Linked DNA regions of Homo sapiens: all the other regions are linked to region 5. Evidence: chromatin loops called from intact Hi-C (ENCODE). Cell type or tissue: heart left ventricle. All regions are shown on one strand. Links, peaks and the distances in the headings refer to the core of each region. The heading gives the core; the rest is flanking DNA.

Evidence for each region. Peaks named below come from ENCODE experiments on the same cell type or tissue, not always from the same donor. Only the 100,000 strongest peaks of a DNase experiment are listed, where the experiment ranks them.
Region 1: it touches region 5 in a loop (5-fold over the local background); 8 of 110 quality-filtered maps call a loop at or near these places.
Region 2: a loop joins it to region 5, with 3 times the contacts of the local background. A loop is called at or near these places in 5 of 110 quality-filtered maps.
Region 3: a loop joins it to region 5, with 4 times the contacts of the local background. A loop is called at or near these places in 7 of 110 quality-filtered maps.
Region 4: it touches region 5 in a loop (3-fold over the local background); 5 of 110 quality-filtered maps call a loop at or near these places.

What each region holds. Positions count from the first base shown.
Region 1 is chr3:12,864,796-12,871,052 of GRCh38, reverse strand. All of the region lies in intron 1 of LOC124909346 (a long non-coding RNA gene), which reads right to left. Among named protein-coding and RNA genes, the nearest start is that of LINC02022, 17 kb to the left of the region's middle. RefSeq lists a silencer at 1,867-2,146 and an enhancer at 2,697-2,756. In heart left ventricle, for the core only: a CTCF peak has its summit at 2,928 (motif pointing left); DNase peaks (open chromatin) are centred at 1,862, 2,044 and 2,882; H3K4me3 peaks cover 428 bases; H3K27me3 peaks cover 928 bases.
Region 2 is chr3:13,200,257-13,206,513 of GRCh38, reverse strand. It overlaps a transcript of IQSEC1 not described here. Among named protein-coding and RNA genes, the nearest start is that of IQSEC1, 130 kb to the right of the region's middle. In heart left ventricle, for the core only: no CTCF peak of the experiment used is centred there; DNase peaks (open chromatin) are centred at 2,093, 2,623 and 2,983; H3K27me3 peaks cover 2,292 bases.
Region 3 is chr3:12,873,341-12,879,597 of GRCh38, reverse strand. It overlaps LINC02022 (long intergenic non-protein coding RNA 2022), which reads left to right. Exons shown (of 3, transcript NR_136189.1): 2 at 605-693; 3 at 1,884-2,076. It overlaps LOC105376956 (a long non-coding RNA gene), which reads right to left and starts at 1,299. Exons shown (of 5, transcript XR_940601.4): 1 at 1,211-1,299; 2 at 205-443. RefSeq lists enhancers at 2,408-2,920, 2,921-3,434 and a silencer at 3,328-3,567. In heart left ventricle, for the core only: a CTCF peak has its summit at 3,478 (motif pointing left); DNase peaks (open chromatin) are centred at 3,307 and 3,477; H3K4me3 peaks cover 679 bases; H3K27me3 peaks cover 382 bases.
Region 4 is chr3:12,992,245-12,998,501 of GRCh38, reverse strand. The region is part of intron 1 of IQSEC1 (IQ motif and Sec7 domain ArfGEF 1); the gene reads left to right. Among named protein-coding and RNA genes, the nearest start is that of IQSEC1, 78 kb to the left of the region's middle. RefSeq lists silencers at 3,253-3,522, 4,173-4,222, 4,243-4,402 and enhancers at 3,203-3,761, 3,813-3,882, 4,321-4,879. In heart left ventricle, for the core only: a CTCF peak has its summit at 3,359 (motif pointing right); DNase peaks (open chromatin) are centred at 3,421, 4,091, 4,600 and 5,166; H3K4me3 peaks cover 2,340 bases; H3K27ac peaks cover 2,463 bases.
Region 5 is chr3:13,450,008-13,456,264 of GRCh38, reverse strand. No RefSeq gene overlaps it. Among named protein-coding and RNA genes, the nearest start is that of HDAC11-AS1, 27 kb to the left of the region's middle. RefSeq lists an enhancer at 4,073-4,654. In heart left ventricle, for the core only: CTCF peaks have their summits at 3,109 and 3,310 (motif pointing right); DNase peaks (open chromatin) are centred at 4,374 and 4,684; H3K4me3 peaks cover 1,658 bases; H3K27ac peaks cover 567 bases.

The DNA.
Region 1 (6,257 bases), core at 631-5,630, 590 kb after region 5:
ACTGCTTCTGGTGCTCTGAGTGGAGGGGGAGGCCACAGGGTCATGCTGGGGGCGTCACTAAAACTGTCTGGCTTCCTCTGCAGGCCAGCAGGTGCACTGGCAGGAATGGTGGTCTTCTGCCCTGACTTCTGGCTGTCCTTGGGCAGCTGAATTTTAAAAGTGTGACAAGCTGGCTTGCTGTGAGTCCATTTCAGTGGGAGCAGGAAGGTGGAAACTTCGGTGGATAGGGAAAGACAGGTGGGAACCCCAGGAGGAAGGGACAGTTCTCTGAGGGTAGAGTGCTTCCTCTTTTGTTTTGGATGCTCTAAAATGAGGTATGGGGCCATGGGATAGTTGAATTTTCTTTCTACTATTGACACGGAGATGTTCTCAGCCCGGAATCCCATGACCATCATGAGCTGAGTTGTTTGTGGCTTGGGTGGTCCAGGAGTGGCACTTCATATGGTATCACTGGCATCTCCCGACCACTGTTCTCCCATGGGTCCCTCATCAGTTGTTCCAGTGGGGGGCTGCTCCCTGGGGTCTAGTGTTAATAACTTTTTAATCAGTCTTTCAAGTTGAAGGGAAAAAATGGTGGGACATGGTATTTTCTTGTGATAGTTTTATTATTGAGGTCTGTAGGGCTCCCTGAGTAGAAGGGCAGGGTCCAGCCACCATGGAATAGAGAATGACATGGAAGCTCCATATGTCCATGGTGGGGCACTGGCACTCCCAGGCCCAGGAAGAGTTCTGGGGCAGGAATGGTGGTCTTCTGCCCTGACTTCTGGCCCTCGTCAGGCAGCTGAAAATTAAAAAGTGTGAACAGCTGGCTCCCTTTGAGCCCTCTTTGGTTCCATGGGGAAGGTGGACTTTGTCAGATGGGGAAGAACAGGTGGGACCCCCAGGAGGAAGGGACTGTGCTCCAGTGATGGAGCCCTTCTTCCTCTGCACTTTTCCTGTACCCCAGGATTAGGTACGTGGCCATGGGATAATTACATGCGTATTTTTTTGTGGGGGAAATACTGATTCGGAAATGCATGGGGCCTGAAATCCCATGGGCACCATGACCAGGCTTGTAGGGGGCCCAGGTGCCCAGGCTCTCTGTATGGTGTCAGCAGCATCTTCTGGCCAAAATTGACCCAGGGGTCACAAGTCAGCTGGTTTAGTGGGGGTCGCTCCCTGGGGTAGAGGGTGAAAAATTGTTTTACTAGTGTTTCCAGTGGAAATGAAAAAAAATAGGTGGGGTGTCATACTGTCATATAGCCTGAGGTGGGAAGGGGCCACAGGTGGGGCTGGATGTTCTTTCAGCCTCTCTGGCAGAGATCACAGACAGAGTGGTCAGGTTGGCCAAGCTTTTGAGGGCTGGCTCTGATGTAGGGGAGGGAGGCAGTCCCCAGAGCAGAAATGCCTTCCCTGGGGCTCATATCCTTGCAGGGGAAAAGCTGGCCATCCTCCCCTCAGAGCCTCCTTCACTGCAGCCCGTGGGAGGCGAATGACCTGGGGAATCCGTGCCCCAGGGGCAAACCTCTGGGTTCTGGCTTCAGCCCCACCCTGGGGAAACATTCACAGCCCCTTGGGAGGAGAGCCCTGCTGCAGGAACACTCTAGGGGAGGGCCCAGCTGCGGGAGTCCTGGTCTGTTGGTGACAGTACCCCAGGCTCCAAACTCTCTCGGCCTGGGGGCAGTTCCCTTCTCTGGTTACAAGATTCCCATCCCTCACTGCCCTACTGCCTGCTCCGCGGGGAAGTGGCCCGGGAGTGGAGGCGTGGACAGGCAACCCGGTGTCTCGAGTCGGGGGACAGCCTGGTCAAGCCCCCAGGCTCCAGAGCAGCAGCTAACAGGTGTCCGGCGGCGTAGGGTCTCCATGGAGACGGGGGCGGGGCCAGGAGGCGGTGAGCGGCGGGGGGCGGGGCTTCCAACGGCCATCAGCCCCGCCCAGCCTGGGCAAAGAGAGCCCGGCCTGGGAGGCGGAGCCAGGGACCCCCGGGCTGAGCCTGATTTCTGAGGGCGGCCGAGACCACCTCCCTCCAGGGGCTGCTGTGCCCACAGGGACCGGCGCCCTCTGTGCGTCCCACGGCTCCTGGCCCCGTTCAGCGCCTCCAGAGGCCTCACCCGGGCCCTCTCCACTGGGTCCACAGGGGCCTCAAAGCGCTGGCCCAGACGCGGGGTCACTCCCCTGAGCCTCCCGACCTTCCCATGCATTGGTCCTTTGGAGCCCTGGGTTCTGGAGTTTGTCCTTCCTAAATGCCGCCAGCCAGGACGCGGCTGCTCCAGGACCACAGCGGACCGAGTGCGGCCGCGTCCCCTGCGGGCCACCCATCAAGGGCACAGGGGGAGAGGCGTCGTGTAGGGTCCAGCCCTACTGGGTCTGTGGGTTTTTCTCCTCGTTTGCGGAGACGAGAGATTGTAGAAATAAAGACACAGGAAAAAGAGACAGAAAAAAACAGCTGGGCCCGGGGGACCACTACCACCTAGATGCGGAGACCGGTAGTGGCCCCGAATGCCTGGCTGCACTGTTACTTATTGGATACAAGGCAAAAGGGGCAGGGTAAGGAGTGTGAGTCATCTCCAATGATTGATAAGGTCATGTAAGCCACGTGTCCACTGGACAGGGGGCCCTTCCCTGTTTGGCAGCGGAGGCGGAGAGAGAGAGGGGGGACAGCTTATGCCATTATTTCTTCTATGCATTTCAAAGACTTTTAGTACTTTCACTAATTCTGCTACTGCTATCTAAAAGGCGGAGCCAGGTGTACAGAGTGGAACATGAAAGCGGACCAGGAGCGTGACCGCTGAAGCACAGCATCACAGGGAGATGGTTAGGCCTCCGGATGGCTGCGGGCGGGACTGACTGATGTCAGGCCTTCCACAAGGAGTGGAAGTCCTCCTGCAGAATTGTGGAAGTCAGCGCTTCCACAAGCGTTGGCGTTACCGCTAGGCCAGGGAGCCCTCTAGTGGTCCTGGCCGGGCGTAACAGAGGGCTCACATTTGTCTTCTGGTCACTTCTCACTGTGTCCCTTCAGCTCCTAGCTCTGTGTGGCCTGGGTTTTCCTAGGTTGTAATTGTAGAACAAAGATTATAATATTGGGATAAAGAGTAATGTTACAAACTAATGATTAATGATATTCATATATAATCATATCTATAATCTATTTCTAGTATAACTATTCTTATTCTATATATTTTATTATACTGGAACAGCTTGTGCCCTTGGTCTCTTGCCTTGGCACCTGGGTGGTTTGCTGCCCACAATGTCCCAAGGTGTAGTGACCAGCCCTGCCCGGGGCTGACCCTCGGGGTAGGGAGAGGGCACTAACTCGGGTCCTTTCCCCTTCCTCAAGCCTCCTTCCTCAACTGGGGTGAAGGGCTCCCAATCCCAGCACCTCAGGGGCCTTCCTGTTTCATTGATGCCAACAAGTGAACATTGATGCCAACAAGTGAACATTGACCATCTCCCATGTGCAGGGACAGAGAAGACAGACACGCTGGCCCCCGGGTGGGTGAGAGAGACTAGTCTATCAGTGCAGAAAACATTCCATAGAGATAGGGGCTAGGAAGGAAACACCAGGAAAAGTGAGGGTGGGAGATGGAGGTGACCCTACTGCAGATGGGGTGCTCAGGGAGGGCTTCCCTGAGGAGGTGACATTCACTTGATTGGCAAAAGGGATGGTCAGGGCCTGTGAAAGTCTTCTAAGGGAGGGAACAGCAGTGCCCAGCGGGGTGGGACCCACGGAGTCCGAGAAAGGCTTGAGCCTCAGAAGATGAGAAAGCAGGAAGACCCACTTCCAGGCCTTCACAACCTTCTAGGGCACAGACGGTGAAAATGGCTCAGGCCAGAGTTCAGTTTAGGTTTCAGAAGGATGCTGGGTCCCTCACACTTTTCTTGAGGCTAAAGGGCTCTAGCTCCTTGGGCCCTTTCTATGCAGACATGGTTCTGGGGCCCCGGCTACATGGACACCCTTCTGGTGGTTGTCTTCTGCAGCCAGATGGGGGGTGTGGGGCGACCTGCCCCTTCCTTGGCCAAGTGGACAGATGAAGGGAGCCTCTGGGGGCAGGACTGCTGGACTGAGAATTAGGCTTGGAGTGTAACTCAAACGCCCCACGGGCCCTACCTCTTCTCTGGAGCTCTGCTTCTTCAAGAAAACTGGGGATAAGGGACATCAAGACCCGCTCTCAGGACCCTTGCCCCTCCACCCCGTGATGCTTCTAGATGGCTCTCAGGGGCCACCTTTTTCAGGAAGAATTCTTGGGATATAGGAAAGTAAAAGGAGGAAACATGTTTTGAGTGGCACTTAGATCAGGCTCTAGACTGGGTGTTGGTTTGGTGGGGTTTGCTTTTTCTTTTTCTTTTTTTTTTTGAGACGGAGTCTCGCTGTGTCCACCAGGTTGGAGTGCAGTGGCGCGATCTCAGCTCACTGCAAGCTCCGCCTCCCGGGTTCAGGCCATTCTCCTGCCTCAGCCTCCCGAGTAGCTGGGACTACAGGCGCCCACCAACACGCCGGCTAATTTTTTGTATTTTTAGTAGAAACGGGGTTTCACCGTGTTAGCCAAGATGGTCTCGATCTCCTGACCTCGTGATCCACCCGCCTCAGCCTCCCAAAGTCCTGGGATTACAGGCGTGAGCCACCGCGCCCGGCCGGGGGTTTGCTTTTTCTACTGCCCAACACCCCTTCACAAAACCTGGGTCCTGGCTAGGCTGGGAGTGAGATTCCTGTGTCTAGATGTTCATCATTCCGTGTTGCACAGGAGGAGGTCTGGGGGAAAACAGAACAGATACTAGCAAGTGTATAAAAAGATAACTTTGAGAAAACCTAGAAGAGGAATCAGGATGGGGGGATTATGAATGGCAAAGGAAGAACTGGGGGAGAGGGAGTTGGGGGTGGGGCTGGGACAAACAGAAAGGAGGTGGGGGAGGGGGCCAGGGAAATAAAGTCCAAGAAGTCAGCAGGGACCAGAAGCCACAGCCTTAGTCGGGGTATCAGGAGAGCAGCAAGCTGCATGTACCTTGGAAAGGTGGAGGAGAGGACTGCAGCGAGCTGGGTGGGGAGGAAGGGAGAGGTGGCAGGGCAGAGGAAGCAAGGGACAGACAGGAGGAAGAGATGGTGCTCTGGGCCATGTGTCCGCCACCGCTACCATCACTGAAAACTGGAAAACTCTTTGCCTTCTCCTTACCCCTGTCACCATAACTACCCCATTCTCTCTGCCCCCCGTTCTTTAGTAACACGTGCTGGCAAGTAAGGAGCAGAGTCTTCTTTGAGGTTGCCGAGGAAACCCTCAGGGGCAGCTGTGAACCCACCAGCCTTGTCCCGTAGAGAGCTCAGGATCCCCAAGATTGGATGGGCAAATAAGCTTAGTGAGTGACAGTCCCACCAGCCTTGCTGAGAGTCACAGTAGGCGTCCACTCCCCCTGTGGGTCCCCAAGCCTGCTCTGCTGGGCAGCCTCAGGGACCCAGAGCTGCACTTCCAATGCTCTGCAGACACACCTCGGGCTTGAATCCCATCTCACCAATTCCACATGTTGGATATAAAATACTCCAGGAATAAATGCTCAGTGCCACGAGTAAAAACAGCACTCAAGCAAAAGTTTAATTCTCTCAGCAAGGCAATTTACTTCTGCAGAAGGGTGTCACTCCTGTCAATCAAGATCGCAAGTGCACACAGAACAAAGGAGACCAGGGGGTTTTATCCTTAAAGCAGTCCCTATCCCTATCTCTGTACCACTCCCCCATGGGCTGAGGTCAGACTGCACAATCTAAGCTGACCCGATTGGCTACTTGTACATATTTTCCTAAATACAGCAGGGGAGGGAGACGTGAGGTACAGAGGTGAATCGTGTGAGATGTTCAGTTTCAGGGGAACAATGGGTGCAGGTAACCAAGGGAACAGATGTGTTATTGATTAGAGCCCACGGGAAGTGGTAGGCTGTTTACGGTAACTAGGGGCAAGGGAGAACAAGAAAGTTGAGTTTCAGAACAAAGGATAAGGAAGTTTTTTGTTTGTTTGTTTGTTTGTTTTTTGAGACGGAATCTCACTCTGTCGCCCAGGCTGGAGTGCAGTGGCACGATCTCGGCTCACTGCAAGCTCCGCCTCCCGGGTTCAGGCCATTCTCCTGCCTCAGCCTCCCGAGTAGCTGGGACTACAGGCGCCTGCCACCACACCCGGCTAATTTTTTGTATTTTTAGTAGAGACGAGGTTTCACCGTGTTAGCCAGGATGGTCTTGATCTCCTGACCTCGTGATCCGCCCGCCTCAGCCTCCCAAAGTGCTGGGATTACAGGCGTGA
Region 2 (6,257 bases), core at 744-5,743, 250 kb after region 5:
AGATGAACATATCAACTACATTCATTTGGTGTTTTCAGTCTTGTTAATTTTAGCCACTCTGATGGGCATATCGTGGTGTCTCATTGTGGTGTTCTTTTGCATTTTCCTAATGATTAAGGATGTAGAGCGTCTTGTCATGGGTCTCCCAGCCATTAGACTTTCCTCTTTTGTGAAGTATCTGTACAGCGCCCCCCACCCCACCTTATCCAAGGGGGATGTGTTTCAACCCCTAGTAGATGCCTGAAATCTCTGTTAGTGCCACACCCTATATACATGATGTTTTGTCCTATACATACATAAGATGGGTGGATGGAGGGGTGGATGGGTGGATGGAGGGGTGGATGGGTGGATGGAGGGATGGATAGGTGGATGGAGGGATTGATGAGTGGATGGATGGAGAGCTAGATGGGTGGATGGAGGAATGGTTGACCGGATGGAGAGATAGATGGGTGGGAGGAGTGATGGATGGGCAGATGGGGGGATGGGGGATGGATGGGTGGATGGAAAGATGGATGAGTAGATGAAAGGAGGAATAGATGAATGGATGGCGGGATGGATGGGTGGGTGGAGTGATGGATAAGTGGATTGAGGGATGGATGGCTGGATGGATGGGGGATGGGGGATGAATGGGGGGATCGATGAGTGGATGAAGGGATAGTTGGATGGATGGGTGGAGGCATGGATGGATGGTTGGATGGAAGGATGGATGGGTGGGTAGAGTGATGGATGAGTGGATTGAGGGATGGATGGGAGGTGGAGGGGAGATGGATGGGTGGATGAAGGGATAGTTGGATGGATAGGTGGCTGGATGGGTGGAGGAGTGGATGGATGTTTGGATGGATGGATGAGTGGATGGAGGGGTGAAGAGATGGATGGATGGAGGGATGTATGGGTGGAGGGCAGGAAGGAGGGAGAAAGGGATAGAAGGATGAAGCATGGATCAGTAGAGGGAGGGAAGGATGGATGGGTGGATGGGTGGGTGGATGGATAGAGGGAGGGAGGGAAGGAAGGAGGAATAGGTAGATGGGCAGGTAGATGGAGGGAGAGAAGGAAGGATGAGGTGGTCCGGAAGCATCTCAGATGGGACTAACAGGAACGTTTCAGATTTGTGGCAGCTGTTTCCTGGTACTGGAGCCTGGGCACAGGTGGGCGTTTACAGTCCTGTCTGGTGCTTCTGAGCTGGGCTGAGTGACTGAACTAGTCTGTTGTATCCCAGGTGGAGGTGAGCTTATGGCACAGAATGGTTCCTTGTGGTTTAGGGGGTCCAATTTTGAGAACATGAACACGTCGGCTTGCTGCTGTAGCCTTCCTGTTCAGGATGGGGTGGGAGATGTGCGCTGGGCAGTTCGCTGTAGCAGTACCAAGTCAGCACAGGAAAGCATTTTCTGCTCAGAACTGTAGAAAACGGACAGCACGGGCCAGGCGCGGTGGCTCACACCTGTAATCCCAGCACTTTGGGAGGTCGAGGAGGGCGGATCACCTGAGGTCGGGAGTTCGAGACCAGCCTGGCTAACATGGTGAAACCTCTTTTCTACTAAAAATACGAAAAGCCCGGCGTGGTGGTGCGCGCCTGTAATCCCAGCCGCTCGGGAGGCTGAGGCAGGAGAATCGCTTGAACCCAGGAGGCAGAGGTTGCAGTGGGCCGAGATCGCGCCACTGCACTCCAGCTTGGGCAACAAGAGTGAAATTCCGTCAAAAAAAAAAAAAAGAAAGAAAGATAGAAAGAGAAACACAGAAAGAAAAAGAAAGAAGGAAGGAAGGAAGGAAAGAAAGTAAGATAGAAAGAAAGAGATAGAGAAAACGGACAGCACGAACGCGCAGGACAGGGACCCGAGCCGCCCCTTCTGAGCGCCTACTGCGTGCCCTTAACAGCGCTGGGCCTTTTCCGCCCAGGAATCCCGGGCGATCTCCCCGAAGCTCCGGAAGGCTGAGCGCCTCCGTCCCCATTGCAGAGATGGGGCAGCTGAGGCGCAGCGTGAGCCGCTCTCGCTAGCGGTGGGCGGCCCCGGCCTCCATCTTCTAGGCTGGGAGCCAAGGTTAAGAGCAGCTCCTGCCTTGCTGGACCGTGGGAGGGGGAAGTGCGACAGTGCTCTGAAGAGGCTTGGCGAACCTCGGCCGATGTGGGGCGGTGCTCTGTCGTACAGGTGTGACTCTTCTCCGTTTCTCCGTCTCTCTTGGCTGGGATCATCGGGGGAGTCAGTGGGCACCAGCGCTCATTTGAATCCACCCCCGTCCTGGCGCTGGCGCCCGCGCTGCTCACTGAGGTTTTCCTCGATGACAGTCGCACGTGGAGGCGGCGGGCGGGTGTGAGGCTGCACGCGGGGCCCCAGCTCTCCGCAGCTCTCCGCAGCTCTCCCTGGGCTTGGCGTCTTCCCTGCCCGGTGGAGAGTTACCCCTGCGGCCCATGAAGGTGTAGAGTGCCTGCGTCCTCCCTTCTGAAGGCCGGACAGCCCCACCCTGGAGGGGGTTCACAGATGGGCGGGGGGAAGGGGAGCTGGGGACATTCTGAGCCCAGTTCTACCTTTGGCTCACTTGGAGACAGGCCAGGGGCCTAGGGCAGGAAAGCCGAGTCCCAGCCTGGGACGGGGTCTGCCAGGCCCCACATACCCCTGCCCAAGCCTCCGTCTGTTCACTGGCACGCTCAGGGCCCCGCACGTGTTAGGTGCTCAGTAAATGTGAGGAACCATGAGAGGAAGCAGGGAGGGAAGGATGAATTCTTGGACATGGGGCCATGTGACTCAGTCTGGCTGATGGGCAGGGGCTGTCAGTCTCTTCCACCAGTGGTTATCTGCCCATCATTTGCCAGCACAGGGCTCCCTGACTTGCTTTGAGACCCACCACGTCCTCTCTGTGCGCGTGTGACTAAGGGTACTGCAAGCGCAGTGTTTCGGCTGCTGGTGGGGTTTGCTGATTCGTGGAGCAGCCACTCCTTGCCTCTCCGGTGTGTTTCCTGTGTCCCGGGCACCCTGCAGACCTCCTGTTCCTGCCACGGGCCTGGGGCAGGGGCATCACCAGGACAGGCTTGGGAGTCTCTGGAATCTGGGGGTGCCCACTACAGGAATTTGTCCTGTGCATGTGGGCAGAGAGATGGGCTATGGGGTTCTGGGGAACTGAGGAGCGCAGTTTAACAAAGGGACAACTTCCAGAGTTGTGCGAGGTGAAGAAAACCAACAAGGGCCGTGCAGCTTCCAAGAACTAGTGGCAGTGGGAGCCCTTGCTACGCCTCAGCTGCAGGGGCAGCACCTGTGGTCTGTGTGCCTGTGTGGGTGAGTTGTGTGTGTGTGCATGTATGTGTGTGTGTGCATGTGTGAGCATAAGAGTGTGTGTGTGTGTGTGTGTGTGTGTGTGTAGTAGTGGTAATGGAACCGAATGAGCAGCAGGAATGAATACCCTGGCCTCTCCTCCGTCCTTCCCACCTCCTGCTCGTGCCTTGTGTTGGCTCAAAGAGTCAGCCAAGAGAGCAGCGGAGCTGGGTGACGCACTATGTGGAGGTCAGCCTCCTAGGACACAGAGCCAGGCAGAGGGCCATCTGTGAATGGGCACAACCAGAGCACACAACTTACAGGGCACTGTGGGGAACACACAAGGTGCTGCATGTAGCATGCTCAGAATGGCGCCCGGCACACTGATCACGCGTAAAGGACATTAACAGTGTGATATGACTCTTTCCAGCCCTCACAGTAGGGGTCCAGCACAGGCTTTTTTTATCGTGGTGCAATGCAGATAACATAAAATTGACCATCGTAACCATCTTTGAGTGTACGGTTCAGGGGTATTAGTACATTCATATTGTCATACAACCGTCACTATCATCTATCTCCAGAACTTTTCATTTTCCCACACTGAAACTCTGTCCCCATGAAACACTGACTCCCTATGCCTCCTCCCCCAGCCCCAGGCACCCACCATTCCACTTTCTGTCTCCATGAGTTTGACTACTCCAGGGACCTCATCTAGGGGCAGTCACACAGTATTTATTTTTTTGTGACTGGCTTATGTCACCTAGAGTAACGTCCTCAAGGTTCATCCATGTTGAATTTCCTTCCTTTTTAAGGCTGACTATAAGGATGGGTGCACCACATTCTGTTTATTCCTCCATCGATGGTCACTTGGGTTGCTTCCACACTGTAGCTGTTTTGAGTAATGCTGCTATTCATGTGGATGTACAAAGATCTTTTTGAGACCCAACTTTCGTTTCTTTCCTATATATACCCAGAAGAGGGGTTGCTGGATCATGCATTAATTCTGTGCTTAATTTTTTGAGGAACCACCATACTGGTTTTATAACAGTGGCACCATTTTTCATTACCATCACCAGTACACAAGGATTCCAATTTCTTCACATCCTTGCAACAATTGTTAGCATCTGTTTTTTGATAGGAGCCATCCTAATGGGTCTGAGGTGCCAGCACAGACTTTTGCACGTGGTAGAATGAGTGGATAGAGACAACGTCTGATCACTGAAGCAAGACTCCTCTTGGCAGCGGCTGCAGTTGGCTGGAGTGTCACTGTGGATTGGAAAATAATGTAGTATTTCTTTTAAAGTACTCCATAATAATTTTCCCCACATTATTTTCCCATTTGTCCTAACTAGCAGGATTTTGATGTAACAAAGCTATCCAAAAAGCCACAAGGTTTATGACTATAAATGAACTCTCTCAGCAACACAGATGCATGGCATTGAGGCTAAATTAATGGCTGTGATTTCTGTGTATTGGAATCCTGGAAATGAAAATGCTGTTTCCCCTCTGGACAAAGCTTTGGTCTTGAATCATGGGGGAAAATGTAGTGCTTCTCTCCAGGATACTGGCTGTTGTGGCCATGCCTGTGACCCCGTGGGTCTACTCTTTGCATATGAAATCTTAAAGCAGTCTGGGCACGGTGGCTAAGGCCCATAATCCCAGCACTTTGGGTGGCCGAGGCAGGAGGATTGCTTGAGGCTGGGAGTTCGAGACCAGCCTGAGCAACATAGCAAGACCTCATCTCTACCAAAAATAAATAAATAAATAAATAAAATTAGCTGGGCCTGGTGGTATGCAACTATAGTTCCAGCTAGTCAGGTGGCTGAGGTGGGAGGATCACTGGAGCCCAGGAGTTCGAGGCTGCAGTGAGCTATGATCGCATTACTGCACTCCAGCCTGGGTGAAAGAGTGAGACCTGTCTCTAAAAAAGAAGAAAGAAATGTTAAATCAGCCTTTCCCAATGTCTCCTCCCCAGGACTCCTGCCCAGCTTGGAAACAGCACACAAGGGCACAGGGGAACTGGTGGGTACAGAGGGAAGGTTGGGAGCTTGGAGTCTGAGCTCCGGTCACCGTCCTTCCTGGCCATGTGGCCTTGAGGGAGCCGACTTCTGTTTCTTTGAGGACCACCAGCTCCCCCTGCTGCAGATGGAAGAGTGAGACTCACCTCACGCATTTGTTGTGCGGAGTAAATGGCATAACTCACAGGCAGTGCCCCCAAAAGTGAGTCGAATGCAGCTGCTTGTCATTGAAGCTGTGCAGTGAGGCAGGGCTCAGGGACTAGGAATGGGGTCTTGGCTCGATTTCCCCATCTTGCTGATACTTCTGTTTCCAGGTGCATGTTACGGCTTTCCACTGTTAACTCACCCTTCTATGCCTGTGATCTCATTGGATCGTCCCAAGAAATTATCATTTCTAACTTAGAAATGAGAACAAGGAAGCACAGAGAGGTTTAGTGACTCGCCCAGAGTCAAAACAGCAAGGCAGTAACTGATCAAGAGCTGATGAAACAGTGCAACATGTGTGTGAAATGTAAGGTGTTCATGCTGGGCCAGCTTGCTCGCCCTCCCTGCTGTGCCATCTTCCGGAAAGCAGCCCAGCCTGGAGAGCAGGGGCTAGCAGCCGTTCTTCCCCACTCTCTTGGCCTTTCAGCTGCCTGTCCGTCAGGAGTCAGGTGCACTTCCCTGCCAGGCGTTCACCCTGACCTGGGGCGCTCAGTTCACCTTCTCAACCTCGTTATCTGGAAAGGGATCCAGCCCTGGATTTTTATGGAAGTCCCCTTTTCAGGTTGTTGTTGGTTACAGATGTGATCGTTGTTTCTGATCTAGAAAGTCTGAGGAAGCAGAAAGAGAAACATGAGTCTGGAGAGGCCGCTCAAGTCGAAGTCAGTGAGGGGACACGGTGGAGAATTTTCTTCCAGTCTTCCCCGGTCATGGTTTGCTCATAGTTGAAACAACTCAGTAACTGCTTATAAATGATAAGGGGGGGGAGTATGTGTGTGTGGTGTGTGTGTGTGTG
Region 3 (6,257 bases), core at 825-5,824, 580 kb after region 5:
GCACCTTTGACCCCGCAAGTCCCTGGAGCTCTGCCTTGGGTAGGGCTGCAGGCCCCTGAGTTGCCCAGGCAATGCCTCCGGGAGTGCCAAGGCAGGAAACTCACTAGAGAGCTGGAGCTTTAAGAAAACTTCATGCCTAGGCCCCATCTTCAGCACCATGGATTTCCTTGGACTGAGAGAACCACTGGTGTGTTGAAGGCTTACCCAGTGATTTGAGAGTGTGGCCAGGATGGAGAAGCACACACTTCTGGATGCTGTCAGCGGAGGCCTTTGACCCAGGGCTTCTGCAGAACTAGTCAAGAACCAGTGGCTCCTCCACTACCCACAGCCCTGGACAATGACAGGCTGGGCAAGACAGACACATATTGGTGGGCACAAAAGATCTGTTTCTGTTCCTGCTTGGGGTGTTTCTGTGTGGGAAAAGAAATCCCTTCTTTCTTCATCTGGAACAGGAATTAAAAGAAATTAAAGAATGTGTAAGCAGAAACTCAGTTGTATGTAAGAAAACCTAATTCCCTCTGAGAAAGAGAAAGAGCTGGAGTCCTTTAAAATTAACTGCCTGTTTTTCTGTGGCTGTTGAGCCTTATCTCTCCTCCTTTCCCAGGCATTGTGAAGACCCTGTTTCCCTAGCTGTGCAGCTGCAAGGTCACTAGACAGATAAACTCAAGTTGCAAAACACGTTTTCCTAGAAAAGTAAGAAATCATGTAATGCATGTTTCAATTGAATAACTGTCTTTGTTTCTCACTTCTGTAGTATTTCCCCTGCACAAATCTCCCCCAACCCACAAAATGCTTAAAAGTTAACTCTTCGTTTGGGGCTCAGTCCTTTGGATGTTAATCCGACTGGGCCGGTGCACCTAAGTAATTAATAAATATCCTCCTGAGCCCCATTGGTCTCTCTGATTCCTTAAAAATCCCGCAACACCTCAAGGCCCAAAGCCAGCAGAACTGCTCTTCCACCTGGCCCTTCTAGTATGTTTGTGAATATGTTTCCTGGAGGAAGTTGTAATTCTACTGTCCCCTCTGGAGGCAGGCAGGGCTGAGGTCTGGAGGAGGCAGGGGCTCCCAGGAACAGTGAGACCTCTGAGCTGCTGTGTCTACATGGGGTCCTGGGTTGTGGACAGAGGCAGGTTGCTAGTTAGCACATAGACCAGTCAGAGGAGGCCCAAGAAGGAGTTGCAGCTGTTCTGGGCTGCGTTTGGGAACCTACGGCTGAGTGTGGCAGGCCTGTGGCAGTTGCCAGAAGCTGGCCCTGCAAGCCAGGGTGTGACCCTGCTGCTCTGTTGTCTTGCTCTCTGGGTCCTGTGGTGCTAGGAGGAGTCTTCTGGATGCTTCCTTCCAGGCCTGGGACAGAAAGTCAAGGGAAGAAGAGCATGGCCTGGTGGCCAGCCTGCCAATGACAAGTAGCTCTAGTGGGGAGAGGCCTAGGGACCAGGGCTGGATTCCAGGATCCATTCGGCAAAGGATCTCTGGCCAGCCACTACCCTCAGAGAGCAGTTATGAAGGAAAACCAGGTCAAGAAGCTGACGCCTGTCCCACAGGAGCTCACAGACTCAGGGTCAGACAGCCCTGGCAATGGGGAGGGACCTCTGTGACACTCGGGGCTGCAGCCACAGACTGAGACTGTGTCCGTGGGGTGTGCAGTGGAGACTTACCATGGTCACGGGCAGCACAGGTGGGAAATTGCACCAGTCACAGGCGGCCTGCAGGCCAGCCCTGAGCTGCAGGTGGGTTTTGTTTTATGTTCTGCAGTTTTTCTTTTAATCTGAAGTTTTATGACTCCAGTGTTTAACACACACACACACACACACACACACACACACACACACCCAAGATCATGTACAAAAATGCTGATTCCTGTGTCTCTTCAAAACGTCTTGCAGCCCCAGGCCTCCATTCTGCTTGCTGCAGCCGCTGGAACCACAGATGCTCCCTGGCAGGGCCACCATACCCTCCAGCACCAGCTCCTCACCTCATGCCTCTCAGGCAGATTTGGATCATCTGCCTGGCCAGGTAGGCCTGCAAGCCTATGGCCCCTGGGAAAGATATAATAAATGCCGTTGGCTTTTGATTTGCTTTTCTTGTTGCAGAAGGGGTTTTCTTGGGACAAAATTTGAGTGGAAAAGCATCCCAGACAGAGGTAACAGAGGTACAGATGCACGGACAAGAAAGGCCCCTGAGGTGTGGAGAGTATTGGTTCCACGGAACGGGTCCCCAGTGGTTTTATGATCAGGCAAGTTGGGAACACCAGTCCCAGTGTGCACATCACCACAGGGGCTGCACAAATGGATTCCAGCAATGGGGAGGCCAGCAGGTGCCCATGGCGCAGGTCCTGACGGCACATCAGGAACAGAGGTCTTGAAGGCACATCTTGAAGGCCTGCATCCTGTGGTCAGTGGGTACCCACCGAAAGGTTCCTCTGGAAGCCAACTCTGCTAGGTGGTGTCAGGTGTGTGCAGCTTCCACCATTCTAGGGCACCCTAGAAGTCAGCCTTCAGCTCGGCCTGCTTCAATATGGAGATGGTTTTTAACCCTTTGTTATTCTGTTGGGACTCTGGACATTTAGACGTCTGTGCAGGGGGGCTCATGAAGAGACCAACTTCCCTGATAGGCCTAGATATGGCCTAGCCTGAGGCAGAAAGGGAACACAATTGGGGCTGGATGTTCTTTCAGCTTCCCTTGCAGAGATCACTGACAGAGTGGTCAGCTTGGCCAAGCTTCTGCAAGGGCTGGCTGTGATGTCTGGGAGGGAGGCAATCCCCAGAGCAGGAATGCCTTCCCTGGGGCTCATATCCTTGCAGGGGAGGAGGCGGCCATCCTCCCTTCAAAGCCTCCTTCACTGCAGCCCATGGGAGGCGAGTGACCTGGGGGATCCGTGCCCAGGGCAAACCTCTGGGCTCTAGCTTAGCCCCACCTCCGAGGAACATTCACAGCCCTTCGGGAGGAGAGCCCTGCTGCAGGAAGACTCTAGGGGAGGGCCCAGCTGCGGGGTCCTGGGCTGTTGGTGACAGTACCCCAGGCTCCAAACTCTCTGTGCCCGGGGGGCAATTCCCTTCCCTGGTTGCAGCAGATTCCCACCCCGCCCTGCCCCACTGCCCGCCCCACGGGGAAGTGGCCCGGGAGTGGAGGCGTGGACAGGCATCCCGGTGTCTCGAGTCAGGCTGTCGGGCCAGCCTGGACAGCACGGCCCGCGGAGGGCAGACAGGGCGCACGGAGCAGGCCCCAGGCTCCAGAGCAGCCGCTGACAGGCTGTCCAGCTGCATCGGGTCTCCATGGAGACGGAAGCGGGGCCACAAGGTGGTGAGCGGCGGGGGGCGGGGCTTCCAACGGCCATCAGCCCCGCCCAGCCTGGGCAAAGAGAGCCCGGCCTGGGAGGCGGAGCCAGGGACCCCCGGGCTGAGCCTGATTTCTGAGGGCGGCCGGGGCCACCTCCCTCCAGACGCTGCTGCCCCCACGCGGACGGGCGCCCTCTGCGGGTCCCGTGGCTCCCGGCCCTGCTCAGCGCCTCCAGAGCCCTCACCCGGGCCCTCTCCGCTGGGTCCACAGGGTCCTCAAAGCGCTGGCCCAGACGCGGGGTCACTCTCCTGAGCCTCCCGACCTTCCCATGGGTCCTTTGGAGCCCTGGGTTTTGGAGTTTGTCTTTCCTAAGTGCCGCTCGCCCGGACGCGGCTGCTGCAGGACCACAGCCGACCGAGTGCGGCCGCGTCCCCTGCAGGCCACCCGTCAAGGGCACAGGGGAGAGGCGCCCCAAGCCACAGAGTCGCAGAGCTGCCAGGAGCTGACCCTTCGGGTGGGGAGAGGACACTAACTCGGGTCCTCTCCACTTCCTCAAGGTTCCTTCTCACCTGCAGTGAACGGCTCCCAGCACCTCTGGGGCCTTCCTGTTTCATTGATGTCAGCAACTGATCATTGATCATCTCTGGTGTGCAGGGACAGAGAAGACAGACCCGCTGGCCCCCCCGGGTGGGCGAGGGAGTCTAGTCTATCTGAAGAAAACTCCCATAGAGATAGGGGCTAGGAAGGAGACACCAGGAAAAGTGAAGGTGGAAGATGGGGGTGACCCTACTGCGGATGGGGTGCTCAGGGAGGGTTTCTTTGAGGGGGTGACATTCACTAGATTGACCAAGGGACGGTCAGGGCCTGTGAAAGTATTTTAAGAGAGGGAATGGCAGTGTCCAGTGGACTGTTTCAGGGATGGAAATAGGGCAGCAGGGTGAGGGGTGTGAGCCAGGCAGGCAGGGCCCAGACACCATGTGATGGGTACAGGGGTGGGACCCATGGAGGCTCTGAGAAAGGCCTGGGCCTCAGAAGACAGGGAAACAGGAAGACCCACTTCGAGGCCTCACAACCTTCTAGGGCACAGACGGTGAAAATGGCTCAGGCCAGAATTTGGTTTAGGTTTCAGAAGGGTGCTGGGTGCCTCATGCTCTTCTTGAGGCTAAAGGGCTCCAGCTCCTTGGACCCTTTCCATGCAGACATTGTTCTGGGGCCCCCACTACATGGACACCCTTCTGATGTTGTCTGCAGCCAGGCAGGGGTCGTGGGCCAACCCGCCCCTTCCTTGGCCAAGTGGACAGATGAAGGGAGCCTCTGGGGGCAGGATTGCTGGACTGGGAATTAGACTTGGAGTGTAATCAAAATGCCCCACAGGCCCCACCTCTTCTCTGGAGCTCGACTTCTTCAAGAAAACTGGAAACAAAGGGATGGCAAGACCAACTCTCAGGACCCTTGCCCTTCCATCCCATGATGCTTTTAGACAGTTCCCAGGGGCCACCTTTTTCAGGAAGAATTATCAGGATATAGGAAAGTAAAGGGAGGAAACGTGTTTTGAGTGGCACTTAGATCAGGCTCTAGACTGGGTGTTGGTTTGGTGGGGTTTGCTTTTTCTCCCGCCCCACACCCCTTCACAAAACCTGGGTCCTGGCTAGGCTGGGAGTGAGATTCCTGTGTCTAGATTTTCATCATTCCGTGTTGCACAGGAAGTCTAGGGAAAAGGAGACAGATATTAGCAAGTGTATAAAAGAAAATTTAGCCAGAGAAAACCTAGAAGAGGAATGAAGATGGGGGGATTATGAATGGCAAAGGACGAGCTGGGGGAGAGGGAGTTGGGCGTGGGGCTGGGACAAACAGAAAGGAGGTGGGGGAGGGGCCAGGGAAATAAAGTCCAAGAGGTCAGCAGGCACCAGAAGCCATAGCCTTAGTTGGGGCATCAGGAGAGCAGCAAGCTGCATCTACCTTGGAAAGATGGAGAGAAGACTGCAGTGAGCGGAGTGGGGAGGAAGGGGGAAGTGGCAGGGCAGAGGAAGCAGGGTACAGACAGGAGAAAAGAGATGGTGCCCTGGGCCAGGTGGCTGCCACCGCTACCATCGCCAGAAGTGGAAAACTCTTTGCCTTCTCCTTACCACTGTCACTATGACACCCCAATTCTTTCTGCTCCCCCTTCTTTAGTAATAGGTGCTGGCAAGTAAGGAGCAGTCTGATTTGAGTTTGCGAAGGAAACCCTTGGAGGTAGCTGTGAACCCATGAGGCTTGCCAAGTAGGGAGCTCAGGATCCCCAAGATTGGATGAGGAAATAAGCTTAGTGAGTGACAGTTCCACCAGCCTTCCCCAGAGTCACAGTAGGCGTCCACTGCCCCTGCGGGTCCCCAGGCCTGCTCTACTGGGTGGCCTCTCGGACCCAGGGCTGCACTTCCAATGCTCTGCAGACACATCTCGGGCTTGAATCCCATCTCACTGATTCCACAAATATTGACTGAGGGCCTACTGGATGCGAGACCTGTGTGGCTGTGGGGGAGGCAAGGTCCCTGCTTCAGTGGGAGTGACAGGTGTAAAGCAGGATGATTTCAGAACCTGAGAAGGGGGACAAAGCAGAGAACTGGGAAGTGGCTGGGCGGGTGCGGTGCAGCCTGGGATGGGGTAAACAGCAAATCTTTGCCATCTGTTCCTGTCCGGATATCATGGAAAATGCTACCCGATCTCTCTTGCACCTCAGTGTCCTCAGCTGGTTGGTAGAGTTTGAGCTTCCCCACTGCCTGACCCTGCTCTCTGGGCTGTCTCTAGGGAGTCTGCCCTTCTCAGGCCTGCTCCCCACCCTCTATGGCTCTCAATTCCTCCCAAGAAGAATGTTCCTCTAAAAGGAGGCCGCTGGCCACAAAGGGAGATGAACAAGCCAAGGTAGCCTGGCCTGCACTTGGGGCCACATGGCTCCTTAGGCCCGGCCTGGGTGGACACTGGAAGGAGCTTTGTCTGTGGGTTTT
Region 4 (6,257 bases), core at 436-5,435, 460 kb after region 5:
CTCCCTCTTTCTTACATAAAAAGTAACATACCCTACATCCTTTATTGCACCTACCAAAATATCTTGGGGATTGTTCCTTATCATATCAGTCCATGTAGAGATGCCACTTTTTTGTTGTTGTTTTTGTCTTGTTTTGTTGTTTGTTTTTTTTGAGACAGGGTCTCACTCTGTCACCCAGGCTGGAGTGCAGTGGAGTGATCACAGCTTAGTGCAGCCTCAGTCTCCCCTGGTTCAGGTGATCCTCCCACTTCAGCCTCCTAAGTAGCTAGGATTACAGGCACATGCCACCACACCCAGCTAATTTTTGTGTTTTTAGTAGAGACGGTGTTTTGCCATGTTGCCTAGGCTGATCTTGAACTCCTAGCCTCAAGTGATCCACCTGCCTTGGCCTCCCAAAGTGCTGGAATTACAGGTATGAGCCACTGTGCCTGGCCGTAGAGCTGCCACATTCTTTTTGATGGCTGCATAGGCTTCCATCATATGGATGTGTCTTAATTATAATCTGTTTAACAAATCCCTCACTGGTGGACTTTAAGGAACAAGAATACTTCAATAATTTTTATTCACTTTAAAAACATTTATAGTAATGTGCATTATGACATTTCGGTCAATGACACACCACATATATGATGGTGGTCCCATAAGATGATAATACCATATTTTTACCGTACCTTTTCTATGTTATGTTTAGATACACAAATATCTACTACCTGGTCAAATTAATTGGACATTTTTATTTTGAGTTGTTCATGTTTTTTTCTTATTGATTTGGAATAACTGTATATGGAGGAAACCAAGGGAATAATTGTGATTAAGTGCCTGCAGTGTTCAGTACAGTCATATGCTGAACAGGTTTGTAGCCTAGGAGGACTAGGCCATACCATATAGCCTAGGTGTGTAGTAGGCTGTGCCATCTAGGTTGTGTAAGAACACTCTATGAGGTTTCACAATGATGAAATCACCTAAGGACACATTTCTCAGAATGTATCCCCATCATTAAGCACTGCAAACCTGATTGTTTAAATATAAAGACATGTCAAGAAGAGACTTCAATTGGCCCATCAGCTTGTGCCCAGATAACCCCTGTTGACCTTTTAAAAATCAATTATTACAAAAAAGTATAAAATGAAAAGTAAAAGCGCCTCACATATCCATTCCATGCACCCCTCAGTCCTCCCAAAAGGTATCCATCAATAAGAGTTTTTTTGTTTCGGCATATTTGTGTCCTTTGGGAAAATTAGGAAATTCCCACACACATCTACATAGAGCCTTTTAACTTGTACACAAAAGGATCATGATATACAGTCTTCTGTTCCTTGAATTTTTCAGTAGAAATATGACCTGGAGATCTGTCCATCCTAGGACAAAGTCCCAGTAATGGGTATCTTAATGAAGTTACTCCCTCTCCTACTGCTGGACCCTGAAGATGGCTCTTTTCTTTCGCTGTTTACTGGTACACACAGTGCTGTGTTGTCTGTCCTTGTATTTTTATATTAGCATGCTGTAGTAGCTTCGCCATACCCTTCCCGATTGGTTGCACCATCTGGCACCTCACCCTACAGCATTTTTGAGAGTGCTCATTTCTTCCCACCTTTAGCAGCAAAAGTATTAGCAAACTTATTCGTTTTTGCCAACTTGGTAGATTAAAAAATGGCAACCATGTTGTGTTTTGATTTGTATTTCTTTAATATACATTTAATTACAAGTGAGATTGAAGATCTTTCCATGAGCTGCTTGTTCATATCCTTTGCTCTTTTTTCTAATGGGTTAGTCATCTTTTTCCTATCGATTTGAAAGACCTGTTTATGTATTAGAGAAATTAACTTTCATTGCATTTTCCTCAATTAAATTCTGTCATATGTGCTGCAGCAGACATTTTTTTTCAGTTTACCATTTGTCTTTTTTACTTTGTTTATGGTATTTTGATTCCATTTACATAGTTTTAATTTTTATGCAGTTAAGTGTTCGACATCTTCCTTCACGGCTCCTGGGAATGAAAATATTTACACAGTGCATTTTGTGCAGGCTTTCCACACATTATCATAGTTAATTCTCACAGCAGCCTTGGAAGCGAGGCAGGGTGGGAATTTTTAGCTTCAGTTCCATTTTAAGGATGAGTTCAAATGAGTCTCAGAAAAGTCGTGGGACTTGCCCAGGTCCAACAGATTCTAAAACCTTTGTCATTCTCACTTCCTCACCTGCCTTCCAACCAGCCAGGTGACCTACTCCTGGCACTGACAACAAAAGTATATGGCTTCTCAGGGACTGCATTTTTAAATATTAAAACTACAAGCATCTTATCTTCCCTTAACTGCTCTTTAAAAAAAAAAAGTGTTTTTAAGAGACAAAGTCTTGCTCTGTTGCCCAGGCTGGAGTGCAGTGGTGCAATGATAGCTCGCAATAACCTTGAACTCCTGGGCTTAAGCAATCCTCTTGCCTCAGCCTCCCGAGTAGCTGGAGCACTACCATGCCTGGTTAATTTATTTTTGAGATGGAGTCTCGCTGTGTTGCCCAGGCTGGCCTCAAAACTCTTGGCTTCAAGTGATCCTTCCACCTCAGCCTCCCAAAGCACTGGGATTACAGGCATGAGCCACCACACCTAGCCCTTAAAAATATTTTTTAAACCTCCAATAATATGGAAGGGTAGAATATGCAGTGGGGATGGGACTCACATTTCAGCCCACAAGCCCATTCCCAGGGGATCCACTGTACAGTTGGCTGTGAGCACTGATAAGAAGCCATGGGCTTAACTCTTGCCACGAGGCAGGAAGACCCACCAGGAGCTGGGCCGTTCCTTATTCGTCTCTGTCACCAGTGCCTTGGGTATTCTAGGGACAACTTAGATGCTCAATAAATTCTGCAAGAGTGGGGAGTGGGGCAGTCAGGCACACTGCTTAGACGCTACAGCTTCGCAGGTGGGTGTTCAAATCCCAGCTCACCCCTTAGCTGCTGTGTGAATGTGGGCAGATGACTTTACCTCTCTGCCTCGGTGTCCTTGTCTGTAAAATTGGGATACTAGTTTCTGCCTCAAGTAAATGAATAATCCTCCTCCAGTGCTGAACAGTGTCTACATCTCACTTCTGATCCGTCTGTGCCTTTCTGGATCCATTTGCCCATTCTCACCTGACCCAGATGTCCAGGGTCATGAGATGTCAGAGGTAAAAATCAGGGTCCCTCCTTCTGTCCTTTCCTCCCAGAAGTCCAGAGGGGGAAACGTCTTGCCCAAGGTCACACAGCCCCTCGTGGCAGGACCCACAGAGCCGGGTCTCCTGACTCATGACATCACTCGCTCAGCTTCTCTGGCTGGGCCCTGGCGGCCCCGTCCCTCCGGTCTCCGGTCTCGCCGCCTCCGGGCACCAGGGGGCGCCTCGTCCCAATCGCAGCCCGCCACCTGACGCCCTCGCTCCAGACCGGCGGGGTTCCGGCTGCGGGAGAGAGGCCGCCGCTCCCGGCCCGGCGTTCAGGGCTTCCGGGGCAGGTCTGCTCTGCGACCCACCAGGGAGGGCACTCGCGCGTCCTCGCTTTCTCCTTAGGTGCACCCCCGCGGGCGCGCTCCCGCCCATATCCCTTCCAGGCCCAGCCTCTGCTATCTGCGCCACTTCTTCCCCGTCTTTGGGCTCCCTTCCGATTGTGCCCACCCCATTCTCTGTAACAGTCGCCAGGCCACCAGGGCCCGTCCCAGCATCTAAATCGAGGTCGGCTGAGGGATGGGGGCGGCACCGGCAGGCCCAGGTCCCCACCCCGTCCCCAAACAGTCAGGAGGGTGTGTCCTGGAGGGGACGCGGAGGAGCGTGGTGCAGCTGTGCGCCTCTGGGCCAGTGGCTTCCCTGCTGTGGGCCTCAGTGTTCCCATCTGCGAACTGGGGACGGCGGCGGGGGTGGGGCGTTTCGGCCGGGGCTGCAGCTTTCCCTCGGAGGAGCCGGGGGACTTGGCCTGAGGTGCGTTTGTTCGCTGTTTATTGGGGGTCTGGGGTAGTCTGAGGGAAATGCCGGGGGTCGCAGTGCCCCCGGTTCCGCGCCTGGACCCCGCGTACCCCGCTCTCCTGACCCATCCGCTGCAGCGGCTGCACCGACCTGAGCGCCCTCCACTCGTCCAGGCTCGGGTGACGTCGGCGGCCGGGGCGGCACCGTCCTCCCCGCCCCCTAGCACAGCCGCGCACGCACACACACCTTCCGAGGGGGGAAACTGAGGCCAGGCGCGGCGAGGCCACCCGCCAAGGTCACGGCGCACGGGCGGTGGGGCGGGCAGGAGGGCGGCGCGCGGGGAGGCCGCCCCGCCGGTGGCGCTGGTATCGGGCTCGGGCTCCGGCTCCGGCTCCCGAGCGCCCGCCCCCGCCCCCCCGCGCCCGGCCACCGGACGCTCTGGGGCCGCGCCGGCCGCGGGGACGGCGCGCTCTCGGCGGCTGCGGGCGGACCCGCGAGGTAGGAGGCGGGCCGGCGGGGGACGCGCCCGGCGACCGGTGCGGTGCGGGGCCCCGGGCGGGGGTCGCTGGGGCTGCAGCCGGGAATGCCCTCCGCGGGGCGGCCTGGGCGGCAGCTCCGCCCCCGGGGCCGCGGTTGCACCGACACGCAGTTGGCTCTCGGGAACCTGGGGCGCGCGGGGATCGCGGCGGGCTTCGCGGAGCGGGTCTCGGAAGGAGGTTGCGAGGCCGCAGTTGCTAAGCCCGCACCGGCCGCAGGGTTGTGGGGTTGGGGATCAGCGGCCGCCAAGCTCACGGGAATGGGGGCCGGGGCGCGCCAGCGCCAGTCTTTCTGAGCTGGGCTCTGCGGTGTCGCTCTCTGGGACTGGAGCGGTGAGGACGCAGAAGCCCCAACCTCCGCGGCTATGCAGACGGCTTATCCCGAAGCCTTGCGAACGCTAAAGGCGCGATATTGGGGGTCGGGGAGGGGCGGGGTGCTCCATCTCTTCATCAGTGCAGTTGGTTGCCTCCCCGAAGCGGGGGTACGTGAATCCAGACCCCGAGGGTCGCCATGCAAAGCATTCCCCACCCCCCGACTCCGCACTACCCTGCTTCTCTTCCCCACCCCCACCCCGCCTCCACCACCGCTGCTGCCTCCGGGCGGAGAAATCCCGCCACCGCGTCCAGGGTCCCGAGCCTGCGAGCGGGAGGTTGAGGCATCTCAGGAATTCGCTGGGAGCCACACGGACGCGCCTTGGGAGGGAGGGAGAAGCTTTGGCAGGGCTGGAGGGCTGGGTCCAACCTGGCCCTGTCCCTGCCTCCCAACCCCGTGTGACCTTGGGCAGCCCCTCCTGCCATTACCACGTGGGGAAGAGACTGGTTCTCAGTCTTGGGGTGGAGGGAGCTCTCCCGGTAGACCTCCAGGAGAGTTGGCTTAGGGAGCAGTCTTGGGGACCAGAACAGCCTTGGCGACCTCTGGACCCTGACCCATAGGGGGCAGGTGGCAGCAGGGGGATGAGGTGTAATGGGGGCTGTTGTTGGAAACCTGTCCCACCTGCCAGCCTGAGGATGAGACACTCCTGGGCCAGGGTCTTAGAGTGTGGGACCCCCGCCCCCACCGCAACCTCCCGCTACAAAACCACCTGCCCTTGGGCTCTAAGCAGGCAGGGTGGGTTGGCAGAGGTGAGTCAAGCTTCTCCCCACCCCTAATAGTCCTGGGGAACTTCCCCTCCCATGTTTCTGCCAGGCAGTTGTCACTTTAAATTGCCAAGCTCTCAACTGTCACAGCTGATCTGTTCCTGGAGCAAAGGGAGCAGAAAGGTGACAGTGGGTGTCCCCTCCCCCTGGCCTTGTCCAGGAGATGAGGCTCACAAGGACAGCAGTCGGCTCTGCCTGGTCAGCTTTGTGAGTGTTGCTCTGAGCATGCCCAGTGATCTGTGGTGGTGAGGGACCTGTCCTAGACTGGGAGCAGGGGTCTGGTTGTGCACTTTGATGAGCCACCGTTTCATTTTGTGGTCAGGCTCCACCAGGCAGTGGACACATTGGCCTGTGCAGCCCCCTCTGAACAATTCTGAATTAAGGTGACACAGGAATAGCTTTCTCGTCACCCTCCCCTGCCCCCAGTATGATGCCCACCTCCTCATTACAGTTGGCAAGATGGCCAGGCTGCTGAAGCCATGTGCAATTAGAGCCCAGAAACCAGATTTAAGGGGAAAGAAGAGAAATTGCCTTAGCGGTGCCATCTCCTCCCACCCCCCACCCCCCACAGGAAAAGATAAACTGAGAGGTGACTTGGGGTGGCCACAATGCCCACAGCCCAGCCATTAAGCATCAGTGCCGGAGGGAGCATCCCGGAGCC
Region 5 (6,257 bases), core at 537-5,536:
CAGCTCACTGCAACCTCCGCCTCCTGGGTTCATGCAAGTCTCCTGCCTCAGCCTCCGAGGTAGCTGGGATTACAGGTGCCCGCCACCACACCCAGCTAGTTTTTGTATTTTTAGTAGAGACGGGCTTTCACCATGTTGGTGAGGCTGGTCTCAAACTCTTGTCCCCAAGTGATCCACTTGCCTCAGCCTCCCAAAGTGCTGGGATTACAGGCATGAGCTACTGCACCCGGTCAAGATTTTAAAAAGCTACATACCACGCTTGCAATTTACCCACAAAGAAATTCCTTGAGGACAAAGAACAGGCAATACTCAAAGTCATCCCTCTGCTCATGTGAGACAAATGCATATCTGATTGCTTCCTCTGCCCTATTGGTTCACTAAGCCAGACTAAGGCACGTGACTATTCCTGTAAATTGTGCATTCAGTGAAAGGCTAATCAGAAACTCAAAAGAATGTTTCAAGTTGTCCCACCTTTCTGGGCCAAACCAATGTACATGTTACATGTTTTGATTGATGTCTCGTGTCTCCCTAAACTGTATGAAACCAAGCTGTACCCTGACTACCTTAGACACATGTCGTCAGGACCTCCTGAGGCTGTGTCGCAGGCATGTCCTTAACCTTGGCAAAATAAACTTTCTAAATTGGTTGAGACCTGTCACAGATACATTTTGGTTTATGGTACCCATTACAAACCTAGGCTTTGGGAGGCCCTGCATGCTCTACTCTCACGGGAAATAGAGTGTCATCCACTGCCCTAGGATCAAGCCCAGGCTAGCCTGCTGGAGGGAGGGAGACACGGCACCACCCCAAACATCAGCTAACCAACTGGCAGAGGTGTGTGAGGCTGTGCTAGACCTGCCAGTCCAGCTGAGCTTCTGGATGACTGCAGTGGGGAGCCCAGCCAGGGTCAGCCAAACCTGGCCCAGGGCAGAACCGCTCAGCGGACCGGTAGAGTCCTAAACAATACTAAGTCACTGTTTTCTTAAAGCAACAAAGTTTGGTGCCTTGTTATGCAACAGTTGCTAAATGATACATCAGTGTCCAGCTCCTGCTCAAGGTTTTTTTTTCCACATCCCATGGACAGACTCTCCTGAACTGAGACAAAGCAGGCAAAGCTCTCACCTAACTCCAGGAAGACATCAGAGCAACCCCTTACCTGGTGTGTGGGACACAGGTGGAATGACTCTCTCAGAATCTAATCTTTTTTTTTTTTTTTTTTTTTTTTTTGAGACGGAGTCTTGCTCTATCACCCAGGCTGGAGTGCAGTGGCGCAATCTTGGCTCACTGCAAGCTCCACCTCCCAGATTCAAGCCATTCTGCTGCCTCAGCCTCCTGAGTAGCTGGGACTACAGGCACCCGCCACCATGCCCAGCTAATTTTTTTTGAATTTTTAGTAGAAACGGGGTTTCACTATGTTAGCCGGGATGGTCTCGATCTCCTGACCTCGTGATCCGCCCTCCTTGGCCTCCCAAAATGCTGGGATTACAGGTGTGGGCCACCACACCCAGCCTGAATCTAATCTTAAATACTGCTCTTCATGGGACACCTTTAGTCCAATCCTCCTGTGGGCCTGTAGACCCTCCAACCCCCATCACCCCCCAACCTCCCCTTCCTCCTTAGGAGGCAGGTAGAAATTAACCAAGGTGACTAAAGTCCATGCAGTTCATGTGTGCCCCTTTCCAGAAGATGAATGAAAGTGAGGAAGGAGAAAAGGCTGACACATTCCCCTCAGAAGCCTCTGCTTTCCATTTTTGAGACTCTCCACACGGGGATCTGGGAATCTTTACTTTTTTCTTTTTTTTTTTTTTTGAGATGGAGTCTCTCTCTGTCACCCAGGCTGGAGTGCAGTGGCACGATCTCAGCTCACTGCAAGCTCCGCCTCCCAGGTTCACGCCATTCTCCTGCCTCAACCTCCCGACTAGCTGGGACTACAGGCGCCCACCATCATGCCCAGCTAATTTTTTGTATTTTTAGTAGAGACGGGGTTTCACCGTGTTAGCCAGGATGGTCTCGATCTCCTGACCTCGTGATCTGCCCGCCTCAGCTTCCCAAAGTGCTGGGATTACAGGTGTGAGCCACCGCGCCCGGCCTTTTTTTTTTTTTTTTGAGACAGAGTCTCACTCTGTCGCCCAGGCTGGAGTGCAGTGGCGCGATCTCGGCTCACTGCAACCTCTGCCACCAAGATTCAAGAGATTCTCCTGCCTCAGCCTCCCAAGTAGCTGGGATTACAGGTGACTGCCACCGCACCCAGCTAATTTTTGCGGTTTGAGACAGGGTTTCACCATGTTGGCCAGGCTGGTCTTGAACTCCTGACCTAGAGATCCACCCACCCCAGCCTCCCAAAGTTCTGGGATTACAGGCGTTAGCCACCGTGCCCAGCCAGAATCTTTACTTTCAGTATGCTCCCCAGGTGGATCCAAGCTGCAGTCAAGTCTGGGCACTGTGGTAGAAGGCCAGGGGGAGTTGTGAAAAGTTCAAGCAGGTGAGGCGCCTGGCCTATTCTCTGGAATTTCTAAGCAAGCCCATAATTAGATAAACTAGCCCAGTGCAGTGCAGGGAGTGTCTAGTGGGAAGGGAGAGAAACAAAGTGTGACTGTTTCAAGGCTAAGACTGGAGAAAGGGAGAAAAAAGGTTTTAAAATGCATTTTGAAGCTAAGCTGATCAGTTATGAGATCATGTTGTAGGGTGACCCCTACCCCTGCCCCCAGTGGCCCTGAGCTCACTCTCATAACAGAGTTTCTCCCATACCCACTCCCATCCTCCCAGGTGGAGTTAGGACCTTGCCCCATCCATCCCCCAGGGACTAGACATGCCCTGTGGTCATCACCACCCCACACACTGTCTCCTCCTCTGGCCTGTGGGGTCTATGAAGGCTCCCAGCAGTCAGCCCAGGGCCCAGAACAGGTAGCGCTGGGATCAGGAGCACAAACCCCTGAAGGTGAATAAGTCTCTTATTCACCTTCCCATCCTGCAAACCTTGGGCAAGTGTAGCTCAGGTATTTTGCATTTGTGTTTTCTCATCTAAACAATGGGAATAGTAATAGTACCCACTTAAGGAGGTGTTGGGAGGATTCAATGATAGCCACACACAGGATGAGCTCAATAAATTGGGACAGAATGGACGTGTCCATGTCCAAATGTGTTTAGTTGATTATTAAATTTTCAAATCCAAAAGAATTATATTTTAGTGAAGGTAAAATACGCTGGTCTTAAGTATGTATGTATGGGCTCAATCTCCAAATCAAGATATAGAACCTTTCCTTCGCTGCAGAAATTGTCTCTTTTTAATGAATTTCCCTCCCCACTAGAGGCCACCACTGCTCTTATTTCTAATGTGATCGGCTAGTTTCGCCTGTTACTGAACTTAAAATAATGGAATCTTAGAGTCCACATTCTCTTTGCGTCTGGCATTTTTCCTTCAACAGTGGCCGGCGATGGTGGTGTGAACCTGTAATCCCAGTGCTTTGGGAGGCCGAGGCTCCTGGGACCATCGCTTGAGCCCAGAAGTCTGAGGCTGCAGTGAGCTATAATCTCACCACTGCATACTCCAGCCTGGGCGACAGAGCAAGACCGCCTCTGAAAAACAAAACAGCTATTATGCCTATGGGATTTGTTCATGCCTTCAAGTTTATTAGTAACTACTGAAACTCCATAATCCTTCTTATTGCTGACTAACTAGTATTCATTTTATGAATATACCACAACTTATGCATTCTCCTGTTTTTGTTTTTTTGTTGTTGTTGTTGTTGTTTGAGACAGCATCTTGCTCTGTTGCCCAGGCTGGAGTGCAGTGGTGCAATCTCGGTTCACTGCAACCTCCGCCAGCCGGGTTCAAGCAATTCTCCTGCCTCAGCCTCCCAAGTAGCTGGGACTACAGGCGTATGCCACCACGCCCGACTAATTTTTGTATCTTTAGCAGAGACGGGGTTTCAACATGTTGGCCACTCTGGTCTTGAACTCCTGACCTAGTGATCCGCCCGCCTCGGGCTCCCAAAGTGCTGGGATTACAGGCGTGAGCCACGGCGCCCGGCCGCATTCTCCTGTTGACGGAGATTTGGGTACTTCCAGTTAGGCTATTGTGAACCTGCCCTACTGATGCAGGGCAGGTTCTTGGCTTCCCCAGGAAGACCTGAAGAGCCAGCCGGAGGTAGAAGAAAACAGCTTTGCTGAGGCGGCGCGGCACTATTACAGCTCCAATGACGACTGCTCTGGCACGGCAAGACTACCCCCACAGGAACTGTGCAGAGGGTAGCAGCGTAGGGGCAGTTTCGTAGGCGTATTTAGGTCCACTTTAAAAGACATGCTAATTAAGAGGCGGGTCATTCAGAATTAGCTAGAAAGTGGGCGGGAACTTCCGGTGTTGCCGCGGCAAGGGGCAGTAACTTCCGGGTGTTGCCACGGCAATGGTAAACTGTCATGGAGGTGGTGGGCGTGTCTTATGGAGAGGGGCTTTAAGCGCCTCTCCTCAGTTTCCGCCAGTCTTCGATCTGATCTGGAGTCTGGTCCCGGCTGCCTCCTGCCTTACAGTGAATATTTATTTGTGCTCAGTATTTTTTGGTAACGTATCATTTTACGTGGGTGAGTAGCTAGAGTTGCTTAAGTCATAGAATTTGTTTAACTTTATAAGAAACTGCCCAACCAATCTCCAAAGCAGTTGTACAGTTTCAAACTCACGCCTGCGGGCTGGGCTCAGTGGCTCACGCCTGTAATCCCAGCACTTTGGGAAGCCGAGGTGGGAGGATCACTTGAGGTCAGGACTCACTTGAGATCAAACTCACGCCTGCCGTGTATGGGAGTTCCAGTTGTTCCACAACCTTGGCAGCATTTGATGCCACACTTCATTTGAGATGGTGCTGATAGGTAGGAAATGGTGTCTCATGGTGGTATTACTTTGCATTTATTTGATGACTAATGACTGTGAGTTTCATGTACTTAATGGCCATTCGTAGATCTTTTATGAAGTGTCTGTTCTTTTTTAACCCTTTTTTTTGTTTTCTTTTGTTTTTTTTGAGACAGGGTCTTGCTCTGTCACCCAGGCTGGAGTACAGTGGCCTGATCATGGCTCACTGCAGGCCCAACCTCCCTGGCTCAAGCATTCCTCCCACTTCAGCCTCCCAAGTAGCTGGGACCACAGGCCCATACCTCGACTGCCCGGCTAATTATTTTAATTTAAATTTTTTAAATTTAAAAAGAATTTTTTTTTTTTGAGACAGAATTTTGCTCTTATTGCTCAGCTGGAGTGCAATGGCACGATCTCGGCTCACTGCAACCTCCATGTCCCGGGTTCAAGCAATTCCCCTGCCTCAGCCTCCCAAGAAGCTGGGATAACCATATGCCACCGCGCCCAGCTAATTGTGTATTTTTTTAGTAGAGACAGGGTTTCACCATGTTAGCCAGGCTGGTCTCGAACTCCTGACCTCAAGTGATCCACCTGCCTCAGCCTCACAAAGTGCTGGGATTACAGGCGTGAGCTACCTCGCCCAACCGATTTTTTTTATTTTTTGTAGAGACAGGGTCTCCCCATGTTGCCTAGGCTGGTCTTGAACTCCTGGGCTCAAGCAGTCCTCCTGCTTCCACCTCCCAAAGTGTTAGGATTTCAGGCATAAGCCACTGTGCCCTGCGTTTTTCCATTTTAGCCATCTTAATTGCTATGTAGTAGTAGCACATAGTGAGTTTAATTTTCTTTTCTTTTCTTTTCTTTTTTTTTTTTTGTGAGACAGACATTCATTCTTGTTGCCCAGGCTGGAGTGCAGTGACGCAGTCTTGGCTCATAGCAACCTCTGCCTCCTGAGTTCAAGTGATTCTCCTGCTTCAGCCTCCCAAGTAGCTGGATTACAGGCATGCGCCCCCACGCCCAGCTAATTTTGTATTTTTAGTAGAGACGGGGTTTCACCATGTTGGTCAGGCTGGTCTCGAACTCCTGACCTCAGGTGATCCGCCTGCCTTGGCCTCCCAAAGTGCTGGGATTACAGGTGTGAGCCACCACACCCGGCCCTAATTTGCATTTCTTTGATGACTAATGATGTTGAGTATCTTTTCATGTCACCCATGTGATTTTCTTTTTTTTGAGACGGAGCCTCGCTCTGTCGCCCAGGCTGGAGTGCAGTGGCGCGATCTAGGTTCACTGCAATCTCCACCTCCCGGGTTCACGCCATTCTCCTTCCTCAGCCTCCTAAGTAGCTGGAACTACAGGTGCCCGCCACACCTGGCTAATTTATTTTATTTTATTTTATTTTATTTTATTTTATTTTTAGTAG